Regions from separate parts of the Homo sapiens genome. Here region 2 is linked to region 1. A link is an interaction called in ENCODE POLR2A ChIA-PET data of the cell type or tissue named here. Cell type or tissue: GM12878. All regions are shown on one strand. Links, peaks and the distances in the headings refer to the core of each region. The heading gives the core; the rest is flanking DNA. Region 1 has its middle 270 kb from the start of LINC01440. Region 2 has its middle 370 kb from the start of LINC01440.

Region 1 (4,404 bases), core at 186-4,185:
GTTCTAGTGCAAAGGCCCAAGAACCAGGGCATCCAAATTCCAGTCCAAGTGCCAGAAAAGATCAAATGAGATGTTCTAGCTCAAGTCGGCAGGCAGGAAGCAAAAAGGGTAAATTTATCCTTCCTTAGCTTTTTGTGTCATACAGGCCCTCAATGGATTGTAGATCGCATGATATCCATTCACACTGGGGAAGAAAATCTACTTTACTGAGTCCACTCGATTCAAATGCTAATCTCATCTGAAAACACCCTCAGAAACACACTCAGAAATAATGTTTAATCTGAGCACTCTATGTGTCTAGTCGAGACATAAGCTCCCTTCCGGTGGTCCCTCATATCTAAAGGCGCATAGGTTCCTGGCTTGGTGAGTCCTTGAATATTTCTCTTACTTATTGTTTCTCTCTAATCTGCCTACACCTTTGCATTAATAGTTCATTCATTAATTCCTCTCTAATTACCTCTTCCAAGTAGACTGTCTGTTCCCCATCAAGACCTATTCAGATACAAAGCCAGGGAAATTATAGATTCAGAATACACTCCCGTCATTAAAAAATAGAAATAAACTACAATTTCATACTCTAATAAAAACATAGCAAACTATCCTAATCATTCATCTTCATTTTATAGCTTCTGTTGAATCTTTCTATTAAAGTTAACCATGACACTAAAACTCAGTATATATTTTTTCTATATATGTGTGTATGCACATCTATAGAATTCAGAGTGTTAATTAAATCACAGGATACTAAATGGATTAAAAAACAATAAATATCAATTGTTACATAGTAAATGCAAAAATAATAAAACCATTATTTACTCTTTAGTAATTCCTTTCCCTTTATAGATGGAATGTGACAATTGATTGCTTTAAAAAAGAAGCATCTGTCTCTCCCAAGATTATCCACCTATTGTCAGTCTCACAAAAGAAACAAAAAGACGACCAGAAATGAGTGAAATGTTGAAACCCAATGCTTAGGTTACAGCAATAAAATCTTCTTAAACATTAAGCATTGAGGAGTTTACACTTACTCTCTACCTAGATGTATAAAGCTTTGGGATAAGACCATAAACTAAGTACAGGTATATTGAGTCAGAGACGATAGTCTTTACGTCTTTAAAATTCTGCCTTCTCTCTTATTTGTGATGTTGTCATAGCATCTGATTTCCATCCAAAGAGTCTTTGTCACCCACAAAACATCTGAGTTACCTTATACACACTATGAAGATCATCAAGAATGGCCTTGTGACACCAAGGAAGCAATATTTGATTCAGCCAAATCTGCTTAGTTCTAGTCAAAATTAAGCTATCCCAGACCCCTTTGGGCATTAGATAATTATTTTTGGAATTGTGTCCTTTTAATTTTTCAAGTTCCTTTGATCACACAGTGGTAATGAGTGACAGAGGTGTGAAATGGGAAAGCAGTAATTTTTGCAAATGTGCCTTTTCCTCATTTTTCAATTGCACAGATATAATTATAATGTAAATATGGAGTGTAGGGATAAGAGTAATGGTGTGTGTTTATGAGTGTTATAAATGAATACATCTGTAACTGCTTGGTCTCCTTAATGTAAACCTGCACACAGACATGTACACACACACCAAGAAGAACTACAGATTTGGCTTCAACAGCCTCAGTTGTTGCTTGTACTTTCTTGCAGAGGAACCAAAAGAGTGAATTTTGTCACCATATTACTACAAAACTTCCTAGAAATTCCTTCGGGTGTTTCTTTTCCGAAAGTTTCAAGTAACTCAGCAGTTATTATTTAGATTTTGTTTTTGTTTTGCTGTCTTTATTTATGATTTATTTATCAGTGTGTTCCAAGCCTTGCACTGGGTGCTATGGCAAAATAGTCAGTGAGACAGTCACAGTTTCTGCCCTCACAGGGCTTGTATTTTACAAGAATGTGAATTATTTTGTGAATATTCTGAACTCTGAAATGCCTCTCTGTTATCTGGTCTGCCATCAAGGCCTTTGCTTTTTCTCAGGATGTAGCTTTATGATATTTCTTCTAGTGAGACACTCGCCTTCTTCCTCATGTCACCAGCACTGCCTCTGTCTTGATTTCTCTTGCCAGCCTTAAAAAGGTGGTCAACCCACGGTAACAAAGGGGACTTTATGGGAAGAGAAAGAAGAAAGAAAGACTAGAAACACTTATCTTTGAATAGTTCCTTTCTTCTTGACACATGTATAATAGTTAAAATTTATATTAAAACCAACCTCCAAAGCACTTTATTAGATCTACAGACTATGCTTTCATACAGACAGATGTAGCCAGTGATATCCAGTAATTCCAGTTTGTTCAGATTAAGCTGAAGTTCCCTGAGCCTTCATGGTTTCAATTCCTTTAAATGTATAGGACTCAACAGCTAAGAAACTGGCTCACTGTTAAACGCTATAGTAATGAGGACATTCCAGGAAGCTGTCTGAAGGATTCTGAGGATTTGGTCCAATAATGCAGAGTCAATTCAAAAATGAACTTCTCTGAGTCTCTAAAAATACTTTCCAGTATGTAGGAAAAAGTGGAATGATGTAGAAACTGTAAATCATCGATTAAGTTGTGAGCATAATACCTCTGTTTTGAAGGATTAAAAGAAATAAAGAAATTAAGGGGAGGCGTCTTTCTCAAAATTGCTATTAGGTTGGTGCAAAAGCAACTGTGGTTTTTGTCATGACCTTTAATGGCACACACACACAAAAAACAACAACAACAAAAAAAAACATGATTACTTTTGCACCAACCTAAATATATTTAGAGAATATTTGGTATGACACATGCTGGAGTTCTGCTGCTCTGTGCCCTGACATTGCCCAGAAGCATGTAGCTCCCTTGCCCATGGTGGAGAGCTATGATTTGCTTGCTCCTCATTTATTCTGGTGAAGGAAGCCTTCTTCTACAGGTGATTATTTGTTAAAGGGCTCCAACAACCCACCACAGAATTCTTCTATGACTCAAACTAGCCATTACATCAACCGTATCATGAGCACTAACTTGCTTTTGTGTCTTGGGTTTGTTGGTTTGGTTTGGTGCCGCTTTTTTGCCAAGCCTGAACCTGTGATTAAACACAGCCCCTGGGAATCCTTGCATTTTTGGTTATTGTTTATCTGTTTTTAAATAACTGAACTCCATGCTTTATTTGATTTTCACTAGTATTGCCACTAGTAGTCTTTTTCTGTTCTAAGATCTTCTCCTCCTCAGGATTTCATATTACATTTAGGCATCTTATGTCTCCTTAGGCTTTTTTTGTCTGTGAGTTTCACATATTTTCCTTGCTTTTCATGTCTTAAATAGTTTTGAGCATTATTGGTCAGGTATTTATTAAAATATCCTTCAATTTGGGTTTGTCTGATGTTTGTTGTTTTGCTTAGACTGAGTTATGGGTTTGTGGGAAGAACGCCACAGAAGGGAAGTGCCCTTCTCAACACATCATATCAAGGGTATGTACTATCACTATGACTTATTCTATAGGATGTTAATATAATGCACTGCATATGAATGAAGCAGTTTTGCCAGGTTCCTGCACTGTAATGTCAGTGCCTCACCCTTCTGAGCCTGCTTTCCATACTCTGCTCTTGGAAGCAAGTCAGTAAGTGCACACCATGCTGGGGGAGAGAGGGAAGTGGGATTTTCCTGGGATTTTGAGCAGAAAGAATAGTGGAAGTCCAGAAATACAGAGACCATCTTTTCCTCCATGAGGAGAAAGAGGCTGCAAGATACTGAGGCAGAAGAGAAAGATGAAGGAAAGCATGCATTCTCAAGGACATTACCTGGAAAATAAAATCCTGCTGTGCTGAAACCAGATTGATTCATAAATTTGTATATATATAGGTAAAATTTGACTATCAACACTGGAAATTTATTTATTTATTTATAGTTGGTTGGTTCTAATTTAAATCCACTGAACCCACATGTTACATTTCAATATGTCCCTTAAATTTCTTTAAATCAAGAACTGCTTCTTCATTCTTCTTCTTTGCCATTAATTTTGTTAATGAAACTGGGCTATTTATCCAGTACTGTCCCCACATACCGGATTTCACTCTCTGCTTCCCCATGATGTCATTGAATGTAACTCTGGTCAGAGGTTTGATTTATTTGGGCAAAAATAAATAATAAATGTACAAGTATCATTGCATAATTCCATCAGGATGCACCTAATTAGTAGTGAAATCTTATTTATTTATTTATTTATTGAGACAGGGTCAAAGAAATAGGCTGGAGCACAGTGAAGTGATCCATGCTCACTGCAGCCTCAAACTCCCCTGGCTTAGGGGATCCTACCACCTCAGCCTCCCAAGTAGCTGGGACTACAGATATGTACCACCATGTCCAGCTAATTTTTTGTGTTTTTTTGTAGAGATGGAGTTTCACCATGTTGCCCAGGCTGATCTCAAAACCCTGGGCT
Region 2 (4,404 bases), core at 337-4,336, 97 kb after region 1:
CCATAACAGGAAAGAGGAACCAATTGGAAACCATAATGAAATCTACTACAGGAGGTCGAGGAAGCATTTTTGAGAATTTCCATGCGTCTCCAGTACAATTTGATCAATTTAACTGGATGAAAAGCTATTAAAGGGCTATTTGATATTGCTCCTGAGTATCTCCACAGTATTAATTCTTCCATGCATACTTTCTGACAAATAATTTCCAGCTCAGTATGAAATGACTTGCACATTAAGGAATGCATTTGGAGGCAGGAGGGAGAAGGTGCTTATAATAACTTCCACCTACATTACCAATTAGTCACTTGGAAACAATACAGTATAGTATTTGAAAGATTGACTTCTTGAGTCAAGACAGCATTTGAATTCTGACTCTGCCATTTACTAGTTGTGTTACCTCTGTCGGGTTACTTAACCACCTTAACTAGTGCCTTCTTTTTGCAAAATGGAGATAATGATATTACCCACCTTTTATGCCAGAATAATGTCCCCCAAAAAGGACATTCACCTCCTAATCTCTGGGACCTGTGAATATGTGATGCCACGTGGCAAAACGAGCTTTGCAGATATAATTGAATATACTAATCAATGATCTTAAAATAGAGAGATTACCCTGGGTTATCTGGGTTGGCCCAATCATGAGTCCTTAATTAGAGAGAACTTTCTGCACCTGGAGGCAGGGCAAAGTGGCAGTAGTCAGAGAGATTCCAAGCAGAAGGCTTTGATACTCTAGCTAGCTCAGAGATGCAGAGGGGCTACTTGCAGGGGCTGGACAGAGGCTTCCATTAGTTAAAGATGGTCACAGATGACAGCCAGGAAGGAACCGGGGACCTCAGTCCTGTAACCACAAAGAACCAGATTCGGTCAACACCATGAATGCGCATGATATCAGGTTCCTTCCCCAGAGCATCCAGTTAGGAACAACGCACTGCAAACACCTTGCTTTTAGTCCAGCAAAACGTGTGTTGGACTTCAGACCTACAGAACTGTGAAATAATACAACGGTGTTATTTCAGGTCAAAGTTTGTGATAATTTGTTGCAGCAACAATAGAAAACTGATACCCAACCTCATGCTATTGTGGTGAGAATCCAATGATGTAACAGGTGTACAGCTCTAAGTATCTGTTAACAGTTTTATTTGTGTGTGTAATTCCTGCAGATTCTTACTCTTTAAAAACATCCAAACTGGAGTGCAATGTCTCAAACTCTCCTGGCATAAAAATATCATTAGCAGAAGTTTTTTGGGTTCTAGCTAATTAGATATGATACCTAACAAGCAGTCCACTTTCTGTATTTGTGTGCACAAAGCCGTCTGCTGCCTGGATACTACAGAAAACAAGTTGCTACAAATCCAACCACTGTAACTTCTCATTAAGTTTCCCTGGTGACTGGCCATCAGTAAAAGCCTTTCTTTACCTTGAAATGCAAATGTTAACATTTCTCACCAACAAACCATGCAAGATAAGATTCTAAATTATGGTTACAGAACATAGGAGAATGGGCAACCTGATTTTCTACACCATTCCTCTCCTCCAAAATCTCCTTCTCTTCCCATGTGATTCATTAATTATTTTAGTTTTTCTCCCCTAAACACCTTTCATAGGAAAGTTGAAAAGATGAATTTGGAAAATCTAGAGTCAGAATAATTTGATTATGAAAGGAAAACACACACACACACACACACACACACACACACGGAGTCAATAAAGGCAAGTTTGAGAGCCAAGAATACTTGGAAACCAGATTATTCGTGTCTTTCTGCAAACAGGTGCATTTCATTTGCATGATGCAGTAAGCATCTCAAACAGATGGGTAATCATGTGGGAGAAATGGCTATCGATAGCCATGCATAGGAAAGAAAATGGAGCTGCTGGTGTTGTGTTACCTCTTCAATCCAGCATTTTGCAACCCTGATTTTTTTTAATCCCACCACTATATATTTTAGTAGAAGGAAGCTACTTGTTTTTTGGGGGAGTGGGGCATCAGAAAAATTGTGCCAACTCACATCACCCCACATTGAAACGTCTGGTGTGTTTGGTAAATAATGATGATTTCAGAAACGACCTGCTGCTCCGAGTGGGATTTAAGCAAATCTCCTTCTTCCTTATTTAGCAAATTATAATTGTGTTGGGGCTTCCAGAGGGCCAGGAAGGGATATTGAGTCATACTAACCAAGCCTGCAGCAGCAACAAAATCATAGTGGGGAAGTGCTACTAAAAGCTTTCATTTTCTGTTACTCTTACCTAAGTTACCACAGTTTGGGCCTGGACAAACAATTGCCATGGCAACCATTATCTCCAGCAATTTGTATTCCTTGCTCATTTTTGTTCCACTTTGACAAAGCATTAGTCTTTTCATGTTCAATTTATTTTTTACCAGTCAGTTATACTCACATATGCAGCCTTGCTTAGCATCCCCTATCACATTGATACATTTTTTTTAATAGCCTGGTATTTGGCCATGCAGAATGAAAATGGTTTCTTTTGTTAACTATGAATTAAAATGTACCTGCTCACAGTTCTGCTTTTATCGCCAAAGTTTCCTTCAAAATGATTGAAGAAGATGGGCTGTCTTGAGGTACCATCTCCCAACTCTTTGTAGTTAAGAACTGGCGGACAGAGCTGGCCTGATCCAGACAACTTTTAAGGATGAAATTGAAAGTAAAAAGGATGGATGCCTAACTAGATTCCAGTAGCCTTTCCTCTAATCAAAGTACCAGCCTTATGGATCATTGCTCTTTCTGGCCCTGAACCTGTCTCTCTCTCTCCCTTTCAAACATAAAAGTACAACGTGCTGAGATTTGTCCCTTTAAAGGCCTTTAATATCAACTTTCCTGTGCTTTCATGAAAAATAATTACACATGCTTCTAATCCTTTACCTTACCAAAAATTTTCTTTGGTCTCTAGTGCTATGATTAGAACATAGGAGAATAAATTTGTAGCTCTTTTCCTGCTGGATAAATTAAGGGTCCTCTACAAGCATTTCTCCTCCCAACAGACAGCAAGGAAGTCAGTTTTATTTGCTACCAAAGGCTGTGGCATAGATATATGTTTTCATGTGTGTGTGACAAAAAACATCAAGCATTATAACTATTAATTGCTAATTATAATGCTATGTGCTTTATCTAACTCAACATAAGTCTTGCAATCTTTATTTTACACAGGAGGGAAAAGGAGATTTAGAAAGATGAACTAACCTGGTCAAGGTCTCATAGGCTGCTAAGTGGAAGAGCTGATACTTATACCCAAACACTGAAGCACTGTTGCAGTTGGTTTTAAATGGCAGCATGTTTCTGAATCACATGGAAGGCTTGTTAAAACTCAGATGACTGGGATTCTCCCCTCTCCCCTCTCCCCTCTGTTTCTGAGTCAGCGAGTCAGGAGTGGGGACCTGAGAATTTGCATTTCTATCAAGTTCCCAGGAGATGCTGTAGTAGCTGGTCAAGATCCCACGTGTTCAGAAGCACTGCACCATTGCATACTTAATTAAACCGTATTAGATATTTTAATTAAGCATACGATGGTGCAGAGCTGACTGCCATCACCTTCTCAGAAATCAGCTTTTCCTGCCTTCCATTTCTTTTTTCTTTTCTTTTTTTTTTTTTTTTTTTTTGAGACAGTCTCACTCTGTCACCCAGGCTAGAGGGCAGTGGCGCGATCTTGGCTCACTGCAATATCGGCCTCCCAGGTTCTTGCGATGATTCTCCTGCCTTGGCCTCCCGAGTAGCTAGGATTACAGGTGCCTGCCACCATGCCCAGCTAATTTTTGTATTTTTGGTAGAGATGGGGTTTCACCATGTTGGCCAGGTTGGTCTTGAATTCCTAACCTTGAGTGATCCACCCGCCTCAGCCTCCCAACGTGCTGAGATTACAGGCGTGAGCCATCGTGCCTGGCCCTGCCTTCCACTTCTGAGCATCTGGTCTCCAATCCACAATTCTTGATCATTTCTTCTCCCTCCCAAGTCTACCCATTTTATCATCTTTCCATCTACATCTTTCCATCTTCATCAGTGCTATGCTGGGACTCCACCAGGGGCTCATCTACACAGACTTCCTAACTGGCCTCCCTGACTGGTAGGTCCTTCCCGCTTCCCTCTCCTTCCCATCCCCTGCACTCAGGCTAAGTTATATATTGTGAATATGAATCTGATCATTTCTTTCTCATGTGTATTTTCTTTTATTAGCTTTCTTTTGTCCATAGAAAAAGTCCAGATTCCCACACATAGATTATGAAACTCTGAAGGAATACTCTTCATTTCCAGAAGAAATGATAATTATTAGAATAGAAATTTTAAAACATAATCATTATTATTTAATTTTGACATCAGTAAATGTTACAGCAAAGTACTGGTTGCTAGGAAAGTGTTAGGAATATTTCATTTCATCTGGGGTTAGGGGCACAGG

Evidence for each region. ChIA-PET counts read pairs that join two places held together with the same protein. Peaks named below come from ENCODE experiments on the same cell type or tissue, not always from the same donor. Only the 100,000 strongest peaks of a DNase experiment are listed, where the experiment ranks them.
Region 2: POLR2A ChIA-PET joins it to region 1 with 5 read pairs; 2 of 35 experiments call an interaction of 5 or more read pairs at or near these places.

What each region holds. Positions count from the first base shown.
Region 1 is chr20:55,147,071-55,151,474 of GRCh38, reverse strand. No RefSeq gene overlaps it. Among named protein-coding and RNA genes, the nearest start is that of LINC01440, 270 kb to the left of the region's middle. In GM12878, for the core only: no CTCF peak of the experiment used is centred there; no DNase peak of the experiment used is centred there.
Region 2 is chr20:55,050,496-55,054,899 of GRCh38, reverse strand. No RefSeq gene overlaps it. Among named protein-coding and RNA genes, the nearest start is that of LINC01440, 370 kb to the left of the region's middle. In GM12878, for the core only: no CTCF peak of the experiment used is centred there; a DNase peak (open chromatin) is centred at 2,233.